Regions from separate parts of the Homo sapiens genome. Here all the other regions are linked to region 1. The links are chromatin contacts, found by Hi-C or POLR2A ChIA-PET in ENCODE. All regions are on one chromosome and are shown on one strand. Each heading gives the region's core, a stretch centred on a gene start or an enhancer-like site at or near the end of the contact. The rest is flanking DNA. Distances are from core to core; before and after follow the strand shown. Region 1 has its middle 86 kb from the start of SPP2. Region 2 holds the start of LINC01891 (long intergenic non-protein coding RNA 1891). Region 3 has its middle 32 kb from the start of LINC01891.

The links. A loop is a pair of places that touch in the nucleus more often than their neighbours do. ChIA-PET counts read pairs that join two places held with the same protein, here RNA polymerase II (POLR2A). Pooled maps may share reads with other maps.
Region 2: a loop to region 1 is called in a pooled map, with 4 times the contacts of the local background. The contact joins the promoter of LINC01891 here to the enhancer-like site in region 1. A Hi-C loop is called at or near these places in 5 of 168 maps with a recorded cell type or tissue (Caco-2, IMR-90, endothelial cell of umbilical vein and 2 more) and 7 of 50 pooled maps. POLR2A ChIA-PET finds 5 or more read pairs at or near these places in 6 of 52 experiments (CD4-positive, alpha-beta T cell, CD4-positive, alpha-beta memory T cell, activated CD4-positive, alpha-beta T cell and 3 more).
Region 3: a loop to region 1 is called in a map of PC-9, with 8 times the contacts of the local background. The contact joins two enhancer-like sites. A Hi-C loop is called at or near these places in 9 of 168 maps with a recorded cell type or tissue (CD4-positive, alpha-beta T cell, CD4-positive, alpha-beta memory T cell, CD8-positive, alpha-beta T cell and 6 more), 1 of 37 single-sample maps with no recorded cell type and 14 of 50 pooled maps. POLR2A ChIA-PET finds 5 or more read pairs at or near these places in 5 of 52 experiments (CD4-positive, alpha-beta T cell, CD4-positive, alpha-beta memory T cell, MCF 10A and 2 more).

What each region holds. Positions count from the first base shown.
Region 1 is chr2:234,134,534-234,138,760 of GRCh38, forward strand. No RefSeq gene overlaps it. Among named protein-coding and RNA genes, the nearest start is that of SPP2, 86 kb to the left of the region's middle. Within about 2 kb of position 2,083, at least 8 of the 41 ENCODE cell types and tissues checked have a DNase peak (open chromatin) inside an H3K27ac peak, as active enhancers do; they include CD8-positive, alpha-beta T cell, PC-9, mammary epithelial cell and 1 more, where a contact is called at or near this core.
Region 2 is chr2:234,452,085-234,456,311 of GRCh38, forward strand. LINC01891 (long intergenic non-protein coding RNA 1891) reads right to left here and starts at 2,511. Exons shown (of 3, transcript NR_146988.1): 1 at 2,401-2,511. It also overlaps the pseudogene HSPE1P9.
Region 3 is chr2:234,420,226-234,424,452 of GRCh38, forward strand. No RefSeq gene overlaps it. Among named protein-coding and RNA genes, the nearest start is that of LINC01891, 32 kb to the right of the region's middle. Within about 2 kb of position 2,131, at least 11 of the 41 ENCODE cell types and tissues checked have a DNase peak (open chromatin) inside an H3K27ac peak, as active enhancers do; they include CD8-positive, alpha-beta T cell, PC-9, mammary epithelial cell and 1 more, where a contact is called at or near this core.

The DNA.
Region 1 (4,227 bases), core at 833-3,332:
TGTGCATTCCTGCAGCCAGAATCAAGCCCGGCACTCCTCAAACCTGCCAGATGATAAGAACCCCTTGGACAGATGCTCACATGACCAGCCTCATCCTTGGAAATGCTCATCAGTGGTTGTGGGTTGAGGCATGGGAATCAGTGCTGAGTAAGTTCCCTAGGGTAATTCTTCTCCTCGGTGGCTGGGGAAACATGGACTATCTGATCGGGTGGTTCTCAGGCTTGTCTGCGATGACCTGGGGGAAGATAACAAAGAGAAAGACTCCATTTTTTATGTTTGACCACTGATGGCTTTCAATCCGTTATCTTTCCCTCCCGCTGGAACCACATCCAGGCAAGTTGATGAGAACATTGATGCCTTCTCCCTGGGTGCCTGAGTGCCCGTGGGGAGTTCAAATCCTGGCCTCTGTGCAGGAACCCTCAACCTGGCTGGCTCACTTTTAACCACAGTAAGAACCAATGCTACTGCCATTGCACCTACTTTATTTTCTCAAGCCCCCTGGACTGTATGGAGCCCAACTTGATCTCCCAAGAAAGTCACATTATGTGACCCTTTTCACAACCTAACAATGGAAGGGACCAGTCTGGGCAGCCTAACCAATTTTGGATGGCGGTTAATCCCACCCTCCATGGGGCACCTGCATGACAGGGGGCTTCAAAGGTCAATGCCTGGCCTGCAGAGTCAGATGTGAGCATCTGGGAGGCAGCCTGGCCATCAGTTTAAAGGTTCCTGGGTGATCCCTGGTGATTGCTGGGTGCAGTGGGGACTGAGGACGTGGGTCTCATTCTCCTCACGTCCCATCCAGTTGACTGTAGCTTTCTCTTAGCTGGCCTTGCCTCAGCCTGGTGAGAGCAAAGTCTGTGCATTTTTTGTTACCTTTCTATTCCCGGATCTTAGCTGAAATGCAGGCGCTGCTTAATTGACAGAAAGAAATGAAAAGGAATTGAATGCTTAGAAACAGTGATCGCATATCAGCCAAGTATACAACAAGAGTCAGGCCTCCCCCACTTTGACACTTTCTCCTCTCTATTGCTATTCATTTTGGGGACCTTTGGGGTAAAACTGCATGTTAAAATGTAAGGAATAAGACTCCAGCTGAGGAATAGGATTTTCACACCTAGAGTTTTTAAAAAATGCAACAGAGTCCGGTATCAAACTCTAAACAGAAACTGGATCGGGGATTCTTTAGAAGGGATTCCTAAAATGGGTGGCCCCAAGCCTAAACGACTTCAGTGGAATCTTCCAGTCTTGCATTCACCGTTACCAGCTGTTTGTAATGGGAGAGATTCAGTGACTCTTATCGGGCACTAGATGGCGATCAGGCATCAATAAGGCCCAACAACCGCCTCGGACCTGGGACCTGGGATTGGCTCCTCCAACCCTGGCCGCCACCCTGGGAAGTGGCCATTGTCATCTTGATTGTCTGTGGGAGACCAGTGAGGCTGGCGGTGGGGATTAGAACTTCACCCAAGGATCACACCCTCCTTCAACCCTTCCTGTGCAGCAGGTTTTACATTCATGTGCAGTGACCGCAGCCGAGGATGTGGGGCACAGCCCGTGAGAGAGACCAGGAGGTCAGCAGTGGTGGGAGTGTTGTGTGCAGTGCAGCCAGGGACCACGGAACGGGTCTCTGTGGCCGCTGGACCCTGCCCCACGGGCCTCAGGGAGGAAGAGCTCTTGAAGGCCGAGAAGGGGCTGTGCTCTAAGCCTGCTGCCCAGGCCTACCCTGCAGCCCCCAGGATGGTTTTCAGGATGCCTCTAATAACACCCATGTCACTCTTACCACTGGCCAAGCACCATTTTGAGCACTTTCCACAGATCAATGTATTTAATCCTCACACAAGCACAATGGGCTGGGTACTACCATCATTGTCATTCTATAGATGAGGAAACTGAGGCACAAGGAAATTACAAAGTTTGTTCAAAGTCATTTGTAGACCAAAAAAGAAAAGAAAGAAAAATTCTGAGCCCTTCAACCATCTAAATGGACCCCTCCTCTCTGCAAGGACATTCCAAAGCTAACCTGAAAAACTAGTTCAGGCCATGATGGGAGGCAGGGGTCAGAGGTCAGACATGCCTCATTATGCCCTCCTCCCTTTTGGAATTACTGATAGAACATTTACAGTGTATTCTCTCTGAAGCCTGCCACCTGGAGGTTTCACATGCATGATTAAATCTTGGTCTTCACAACCCTTTATCTTAACCCAGACATTCCTAAGTCCTCTGACAATAACTTAACTCTTTCAACCAATTGCCAGTCAGAAAATCTTTGAATCTGCTGATGATCTGGAATCCTCCTCCACTCCAAGCCCTGCAGCTTCCAGTTGACCCACCTTTCCGGACAGAACCAATGTTCATCTTACATGAATTTGATTGATGCCTATGTCTACCTAAAATGTATAAAACTAAACTGTCCCTGATCACGTTGGGCACATGTTCTCAGGATCTCCTGAGGGCTGTGTCATGGGCCATTGGTCACTCATATTTGGCTCAGAATAAATCTCTTCAAAGATTTTACAGAACTTGACTCTTTTCATCAACACATTCAACAAGTAGGTGACAGAGATGGGATTATGCTATTTTTTGAGACAGTTTCACTCTGCCACCTAGGCCGGAGTGCAGTGGCGCAATCTCGGCTCACTGCAACCCCACCTCCAGGGTTCAAACAATTCTCCTGTCTCAGCCTCCCAAGTAGCTGGGATTACAGGTGCACGCCACAAAGCCCGGCTAATTTTTGTTTTTTTTAGTAGAGATGGATTTTCCCCATGTTGGCCAGGCTGGTCTTGAACTCCTGATCTCAGGTGATCCGCCTGCCTCAGCCTCCCAAAGTGCTGAGATTACAGGCGTGAGCCACCGTGCCCAGCTGAAAAATGTTTTAGATAAATTTTGTTCAATTGAAAAAAAAAAAAACAAAAAAAACAACTTATTACCTCTTCAGACCTCCTTGAGATGAAGCAACTGACTCCCTCTCACAGGAAATTTCTATGACAGTCAACAAAAGCTGTCAAATTGCCTGCCTTTGTTCTTTGAGAAATTAGAACAGCCTCCAATGCCTGCAGGTTACATTTCCAACCAGTGACTCATTTCATTGAGATGGGTTCTTTTTCCTGCAACGATAGCAAGTTTGTTATACTAGTTGGGTCTTGGTGAGAACACTGACTAGGAACCAAAAAGAATTCCACAGCCCAGGACAATTAGGTCAAGCCATGAAAGCCCTTTAATTCTGGTAAAACCCCCTCAAAGGGGCATGTGAACGTAAGTCTTCACAGCCCTCTGGCGCCAGCACAATGGCAAAATCACTCCACCCAGAAGCACTTGGCCCCCAGCTGGGACGTTCTGGGTTCAGCCTGGCTCCTTGTCCCAAAGGTCCCTGGTTGGCACAGTGGGGCTCTGCACCATCTATCTGGTCCTCTCCAGGGATGGCAGGCATGAGGCGGCATGGGCAGCCTCCTGTGCCGGGAGACTCTGGCTTGCAAGTAGAAATTAAATTCATGTCTTTTGCTGTTGGTGTTATTTGGATACAAAATATCGTCTCTTTCAAATTAAGTTTTAAAGCATCGAATTTTAAACTACTGGCAAGATAGTGTGAAAACTACAGTGATTAGAAGGGCTTGGAACTATTCTCAGATTTTAGCTAAAATGTCACTTTCTTAGGGAAGCCTTTTGTGGCCATGCCTTCCCGATCCCTCCGTCATTCAGTCAAGACCTTCTGAAATGCCCTCCAGCACCACCGTCCTTCCTTCATCGTAACATCTTAATTAGTAATTATATACTAATATATGTGATTATTTGATGTGTGGCTGTCCCCAACTCCTTCCCCCAACCTCAAATACACTAAGCTCCATGCTTGTGTTTTTAACAACCAGAGTGGTCAGGATATGCCTCAAAACATCAAGCATGTGAATTACTTAAAAAAAAATGAAAATAAATGAGACGTTCAATTAAAAAAGGGGAAAATTAAGGAAAAAGTGAGGTCCTGTCACATGTTAGCCTGATTAATTAACTACAGGATGGCATGTACACCCAATGGCCTATTTTATCTAAAACATTTTTCAGCTGGGCACGGTGGCTCACGCCTGTAATCTCAGCACTTTGGGAGGCTGAGGCAGTCATTAAAATTCGGAAGTATCGGTTGACTAAGAAAGATGTTCATAAGACGCCTTGTGAAATAAGCAGTTTTATAAAGCAGTCAATGATTCCATGAAAAATACAGAAATGTGCATAAGA
Region 2 (4,227 bases), core at 1,261-3,760, 320 kb after region 1:
AGCTGGAGCTCACTCAAAGGTTGAACTACAGATGGAAGCTTGGGGGATGATTATAAAATCACGACATATAGTGCTTAATGTTCCCAAGAGGGCATTTAATCCCCCATAATGGATCAATCGCTCTTATTCTTCTTGAAGAATTTTTCTACTCCTAGAACCAGGTCTGATCCATCACCTAGAATCAGAATGTTCTCTACCTTTGGCAAAGCTAGTTGCAAAGTCTTACTGTTACTTTTTTTTCTTTTTTTGGCTGTAGACTCAATGTCAACTGCTGCTTATTTCAATTCATGAATCAGCAAATATCTTTGTGTGTGTGTGTGAGAGAGAGAGAGAGAGAGAGTGTGTGTGTGTGTGTAGGCTTTATTGATGCACCTGTAACTGGAACTCTCTTCTTACCTCTTAGACCTCAGCTCTCTGCAGAGACCCCTTAAGTAACTGACCAAAAATAACCAGCCCTGTTACTCACTACCACACCTGTTTTTTTTTTCTTATCGTGAGCCATGATAAGCTTGTTTGCCTGCTCCTTTTCTACCTCAACCTTCATGAAGACAGAGATTTGTTTTCTTTTTTTTTTTTTTCTTTTTGAGACGGAGTCTTGCTCTGTCGCCCAGGCTGGAGTGCAGTGGCACGATCTTGGCTCACTGCAACCCCTGCCTTCTGGGTTTCAAGCAATTCTCCTGCCTCATCCTCCCGAGTAGCTGAGACTACAGTCACCCACCACCATGCCTGGCTAATTTTTTTGTATTTTTAGTAGAGGCTGGGTTTCACCATGTTGACCAGGCTGGTCTGGAACTCCTGACCTTAGGTGATACACCTGCTAGGATTACAGGCATGTGCCATTGTGTCTGGCCGAGATCTGCTTTCTTTATTTTATGTTTAATCCATGTCCAATACAGTGCCTGGCCTAACTCAAAAGCTATTTATTGAATGCACAAAATGTGCATATGGGACATTTCACAAGAAAAGTGGCTTGGTAGGAGTTGGTAAATGAAGAGGCTAGATCTATGAAAGTTCTCACCAAGCAAGGTGGTATCCTCAGAGACAGGACACTAGGGAAAGACTGGGAGGGTTTCTTCAGGAATGTGAGGAATTTTGTAGATATTTGGAATCTCTTGCCCTCATGGTGAGTAGTCAGAAAGAAACAGACCCATAGGATACAGGGAACAAGAACATAAAGAAGACAGCCAGGATTGAGAAAGTGGCCAGTGAAGCCACGAGAGCAGGTGTATTTTCACAGGGGCAGAGAGTAAAAAATAACAACCAAGAGCGTGGGTGAATGCCAAGGCAGCCTCAAGAGAAACAGGCAAGAACCAAGCCCTGGGAAAGTAGCACGTCAGGACTTGGCTGCAGGGACAGGGGTAAGCCCGTCAGAGCCCCTGCATGGCTTTCAGATTACACAGACTTTAACCGCCCAGTTTACCCTCACCCCAAACCTTTATAAATCACCTAAGAGCTAGAAGGAGCCTATAAGGTATTTTGTCCAACACTCTTATTTTACAATTGAAAAACAATGAGTTAAAACTGGGCCTGGTTATTGACAGAGGTGGGTCTACCATCTAACTGTGCCTTCTTGTCCAGCATTTCCTCCACTTCCCATGTATCCAGAACCTAGAATTAAAACAACTGGCCGGGCACAGTGGCTCATGCCTGTAATCCCAGCACTTTGGGAGGCCAAGATGGGAAGATCATGAGGTCAAAAGATCAAGACTGTCTTGGCCAACACAGTGAAACTCTGTCTCTACTAAAAATACAAAAAATTAGCCAGGCATGGTGGCACGTGTCTGTAGTCCCAGCTACTCGGGAGGCTGAGGCAGGAGAATTGCTGAAACCTGGGAGGTGGAGGTTGTGGCGACCCAAGATCGTACCACTGCACTCCAGCCTGGGCAACAGAGCAATACTCCATTTCAGAACAAAAACAAAAAGAAAAACAAACCATGTTCTAAGTATTTCAAACATTTGTCTATTGTCTGTAGGATTTACTCCCTCCAGTTTCCTAGCAGAGAGAGAAAAGAGTAAAATTAGAATGATATGCATTTATTTCAATATTGAAACCACATTTTGAAGAGTTCACTGAACTAAATGAAGAACCTAAGCTGGTCTATTAACTATAAGCAGACTTCGCACATGAAAAACGGGACATTTTCTGGATGATTGACACTAAATTCAACTTGGACAGTGAGCTAGCATCCAGGAGAGCCAGTTACTTTGGTTTTAACAAACCCCAGAGAATGGATTTCCAGTCCTGTCTACTCAGTAGAATCAACTAAAGTTAGTTTTCCCCAGCTACAAATATCTACAAGTGTTAGCTAAAATATGAAGTTTATTTAAAAATACATAGTTGAATTAACAAAGACAGAGATTCTCAAATGCTAGAAACAAAGAGAAAATTAAAAGCCATACCAATATAGTGTGTGTCAAAGGTGTAGTCATCAGGGCTGAGAGCAGGGAGTTATCTGACCCAGAAATAAGAGTTTTAAGTTAGCATCCACATGAAGACAGGAGAGGAAGTTTGGGGTAGGGTTGGAACGGAGAGCTTTATATAAAGCTGATATCTTTGAAACTCACCACCTTCAATGAAGAGGAAACAAAACCAACCCATCGACGTGCTGCTACCCAGGTCTCAGAAAAGAAAAAAAAAAAAAAGTCTGAATTTAAATTACTTGCGTGGGGCAGGAAACTCTAAGTTAAGCTTGTAACATATGAATTGGCCCTGGGTTGATAATACCCCTGTAGCAATTCAAGATATTGAGGTAACAAAATTATCTTAAAAGATTAAAAAATAAGTATGTTTGAAGTTATGAAAGCGATTTCAAAGAAGAAATAGAAAATGTAAGGAAGAACAACACGTAATGAAAACAGGACAGATTGACAAAAGGAACAACTAGAAGCACGAGGGATAGTTTGAATTGAGGATGGACTGAATAGATTTAGCTACGCTCTCTACTTTTTGTCATTAGTTATCATTAGTTTATTAAAAAAGACAGATCTGGAAATTATTTACATGATGAAAGATTTCAGAACTTCAGTGGAATGGGCAGCTTCAAGTTGATGTCATTTCAATAGTAACTTATTTCAGTCTACATACTTCCCAAGAATGCACCATCTCTTTTTTATGTATTTATTATTTTGAGAAAGAGTCTCACTCTGTCGCCCAGGCTGGAGTGCAATGGCATGATCTTGGCTCACTGTAACCTCCGTCTCCTGGGTTCAAGCCATTCTCCTGTCTCAGCCTCCCGGGTAGTGGGGTTATAGGCACACACCACCACGCCCGGCTAATTTTTGTATTTTTAGTAAAGATGGGGTTTCACCATGTTGGCCAGGCTGGGCTCAAACTCTTGACTTCAGGTGATCCGCCCACCTTGGCCTCCCAAAGTGCTGGGATGACAGGCGTGAGCCACAGTGCCCAGTCAGAATGTCACCGTCTCTAAATAAGAAATAATCCTTGTCATCTAGAACTACTCTGGTGCCTCCATATTCTAGGAGAAGAAATTTATCTCCAACTCTCATGCTAACTGGTTGAATCTCTCCACCCTTTCCTTTAGAACCTGATCCAACAGCTACTCCTTTTGCTTGCAATACTTTTCCTTGAGATTTTTCTGGAAGCATAATGCCTCCTTTGGTTACAGTTGTGGTGGCAATCCTTTCAACAAATACTCTGTCAAAGAGTAGAAGAAACTTTCTAAATGCTTGTCCTGCCATGACTTCCTCAACCGCAGACTCATACTCCGCTCTCGTGCAGCACCACAAGGAGAGATCCCTCTATTCTTAATTTATAATGACATCCTCCTTTGGTTTTTTGGTTCCATAAAAGCTCTTATTAAAAAAAAACAAAACAAAAAGAAAAAAACAGTGAAATGTTGAACTTTTTTTTAAAAAAATTTTACTTTAGGTTCTAGGATACCTGTGCAGAATGTGCAGGTTTGTTACATAGGTATACATGTGCCATTGTGGTTTGCTGTGCCTATCAACCTGTCATCTAGGTTTTAAGCCCCACATGCATTAGGTATTTGTCCTAATGCTCTCCCACCCTTTGCCCCCCACCCCCCGACAGGCCCCGGGGTGTGATGTTCCCCTCTCTGTGTTCATGTGTTCTCATTGTTCAACTCCCACTTATGAGAGTGTCGAACATTTTACGAGGTTGAATAATGTTCCTTCAAAATTTATGTCCACCTGGGACCTCGAAATTGGCCTTTGCACACAGGGTCTTTGCAGATGTAATCAAGCAAA
Region 3 (4,227 bases), core at 881-3,380, 290 kb after region 1:
CACCCGCCTCGGCCTCCCAAAGTGCTGGGATTACAGGCGTGAGCCACCATGCCAGGCCCTCAGGCTTTTTCTCTTAAGACCTTTGGATTGGATGAGGCTCAGCCACATTATGGAGGATCATTGGCTGTACTCAAAGTCAGAAGATTTAAATGTTAATCACACCTAAAAAGTACCTTCCCAGCAGCATCCAGATTGGTCTCTGACCAAACATCTGGGCACCATAGCCCAGCCAAGTGGAGACTTCAAATTAACCTCTGTCAAGGGTGGCCCCCAGAAGTGTGGTTCTAAACAAGGCAGCAAGGGGGAGAGCGGGGGTTGTGGGTGGGAAGGAAGGTCTGTCAATAGCAGCACCACCCAGTTCAGGAACAAAAAGCTGCTGCCTGGTTGTTAACCTCTGAACTCCATGGCTGCAGCCCCCAAGTTAAACTGCTCCTTACTAACTGCAAACCAAACATGACGTCAGCCTGCTTGCAGTGCAGAGGCTGCAAGGAGATAATATTTATAGAGAATTCTTTGATTTCCTGGAGAAAGGTCAGAATCTGAATTGATGGGAATATAACTTCAGAATATGTAGACTCTTGCCGGGCGTACTGGCTCACGCCTGTAAGCCCAGCACTTTAGGAGGTTGAAGTGGGTGGATTGCTTGAGCTCAGCAGTTCAAGAACAGCCTGGGAAACACGGTGAAACCTCCTCAATACAAAAAAAAATAGCCAGGTGTGGTGGCACACTCCTGTAGTTCCAGCTACAGGTTCTGGGACTGTTCTGCCCACCTCAGCCTCCCAAAGTGCTAGAATTACAGGCATGAGCCACTGCACCCGGCCTGTTATGTGGTTTCTTAAGAAGCTACTCCTCCAGTTCCGGCAAGGCGGCTCATGCCTGTAATCCCAGCACTTTGGGAGGCCGAGGCAGGCGGATCACCTGAGGTCAGGAGTTCGAGACCAGCCTGGCCAACATGGCAAAACCCCGTCTCAACTAAAAATACAAAAATTAGCCAGGCGTGGTGGCATGTGCCTATCATCCCAGCTACTCGGGAGGCTGAGGCAGGAGAATTGCTTGAATCTGGGAGGCGGATGTTGCAGTGAGCCGAGATCACTTCACGCCACTGCACTCCATCCTGGGCAACAGAATGAGACTCTGTCTTGAAAAAAAAAAAAAGCTACTCCTCCAGCATTTCTTAATTATTTCCTGAGTGGTCCCTGGAGGTTCCCTTTGTCCCTCTGGGGATGCTTGAGTAGTAATAATTGCCCTGCCTTGCGTTAATATTGAACGTTCAGATGGCTTCCATGAGCATGATTCCATTCTACTTTTTACATGATCGCCCCAGGACTATCACATTCAGGTGGTCCTAAATAGGGACGGTTTAACCGTTAAAAAAAAAAAAAAAATAGAAGTGTACCAGCAGAATGAGTATGATTGCAAATAACAGCAAATATCCGCTTGACATGGCTTGAGCAATAATGTATTTGTATTTAGTGGGTAGTGGCACATGCAGAAGTGAAGATAGGGGATTGCCAAGTCATTTTTTTTTTTTTGAGATGGAATCTCACTCTGTCGCCCAGGCTGGAGTGCAGTGGTGTGATCTCCGTGCTCACTGCACCCTCTGCCTCCCAGGTTCAAGGGATTCTCCTGCCTCAACCTCCTGAGTAGCTGGGATTACAGGTGAGCGCCACCACACCTGGCTAATTTTTGTATTTTTAGTAGAGACAGGGTTTCACCATGTTGGTCAGGCTGGTCTCGAACTCCTGACCCCGTGATCCACCTGCCTCAGCCTCCCAAAGTGCTGGGGTTACAGGCATGAGCCACCGCACCCGGCGAGTACCAACTCATCTAAATGGAAGTGTGCTCAGATAGCAAGCAGGAGACATGGACTTCTGTGGCTTCCCATGATAACTGGGTTATGAGGACCAACTTTAAGCCTATATGTCAATCAGTTTATATGAGGTTGGACTGATTTCTACTGTGTGCAGCCTCTACAGGAGCATTTATACTGGTTTCCTTTTTTTTTTTCTTTCTACCTGTAGATATCTTTAAGATAAACAAGCTGAACACCATTAACTATGGTAACCTCTGCCATGCTGTCTCTGTTCCTTGAGATCAGATAGAGCCCGGACAGCAAAGAAGCACGTGGCCCTGATATTAAGATACAAGCATGCCAACAGCTTGCATTAGTATTTGTGGAATGGATGAGTGAGTCATGATATATTTCCCCAAGCTTCAGCTGGGTGTGTTTTTCATGTAACCATTACTCATAAAGTGTAAAGGTCAATTATGTTAGGAAGGAAGGAATGATTTTTGTCATCCATGCATAGGACACTCAGGTATGCTTCCCTGAGCTTCATGGAGCATGGTTCCCTGAGCTCACTCCTGCAAAGGCCACGCCTATTCATGAATGTTGACATTAACCAGAAGGTAGGGACTGTATATGTGAATTGAGCTTAAATCTGAGCTGAGGAATTCTATGACAAGTAACTTCAAACACGTCACTGAGTTTGAGTTTACCATAATGCATAAGACTATTTCTAAAACTTGTAATTGCTTCTGTTTATTTACAGAGTTTGATGCATATTTGAGCATTTATTTACTTATTCAAAATTCAAAAAGTTCCAAGAAGTATAAAAATGGCTGAACAGTGGCAAGAATTTTAGAAACCATAGAAAAAAACCCGACATTATTAGGGAACAAAACAAATAGACTAGGAGATAAAAATGAAGTTTTGTGTTGCAGAAGCTGGCAGGGATCCCCAGTGAGAGAAAAGAGGTATCAGGATGAGGAGAATGATAACCACAGCCTCATCACATAGGAGAGCGGCTGCTTCCGTCAACAGGGTGTGTGCTCACAGCTTCAGGTCTGCACCGCACAGCATGATGCTGAGACAGGAGGTCAGCACGTCACATAATTACAACTATATTCTTGTAGATGGCAGGATAATGGCATCCCCCCACCCTGCCCCCAAAAGATGTCCATGTCCTAATTTCAGGAACCTATGAATGTGTTATATGACATGGTAAAGAATTAAGTTTGTAGCTGGAATTAGGGTTGTCAATCAGTTGACCTTAAAATAGGGAAATCACCTGGGTTATGCAGGTGTACCATCACTAGGGCCCTTAAATGCGGAAGGAGGCAGAAGAGACAGGTGGGCGGGCGCGGTGACTCACACCTGTAATCCCAGCACTTTGGGAGGCTGAGGTGGAGGATTGTTTGAGTCCAGCAGTTTGAGACCAGCCTGGGCAAGATAGTAAGACTTTGACTCTACAAAAATAAAAAACTAACCAGGCATGGTGGTGCATGTCTGGGGTCCCAGCTACTCAGAAGGCCGAAGTAGGAGGATCACTTGGGCCCAGGGGGGTTGAGGTTGCAGTGAGCCATGCCACAATTTTGTCTGCACTGCAGCCTGTAGTGCAGAGCGAGACCCTGTCCCCATCCCCCACCAAAAAATAATAATAATAATAGACAGGTCGATGAGATGTGACAAAATATCAACCCTCTGTTAAGGCCACCAAAAATAAAAAATATTAAAAGGACACACAGCCCTGCCAACACCTTGATTTTAGCTCATGCCAGACTTCTGACCTTCAGAACTCTAAGATAATAAATTTGGTTTGTTTTAAGCACCACATTTGTGGTAATTTGCTACAGCAGCAATAGAAAACTGATACAATTATATTAATAATTTTAAAGACGGCATATTTTGCCAGGTAGAGTGAATCATCATTTTGAATGACTTTGAATCCAGAAGAAAATTTATGTAAGGAAAGGGCTTAATTGAAAACTAAAACATGAAAGTTCTTGGTGGCTGTGAAGGTTTTTCCTAGGACTGGAAATCCCCTGGGCTCCCCTCACACTTTGAAGTCAACCTAATTGGAGGGCCATGCCTCGATCCTTTCGGGAGATAGGTGTCCCTGTTAGAGTCTTCAGGTGTATGTTATACTTCAGGTGTCTGCAATTACCTTACCCAGGCCTATAAGCTCCTTGAGAACAGGGAACGTATTTGTCTAATTTTCAGGACCAAATGCAACATCCAGCCTCTAATTGGGGCTTAATAGGTATTTGTTGAATAAATATTTCCAGTGTCATTGATGCAATATTCTGACAAGTAGAAAGATCAAAGCTGGGAAGACGGGGGCTGGGGTGGAAGGAAAATAAATGACGTTTTGATTTTTTAAAGGAACAAAACTTTAGATAAGGCCAGTTTCAAATCATCTTGGCTTTGTTGTGTTTTCATCTCTC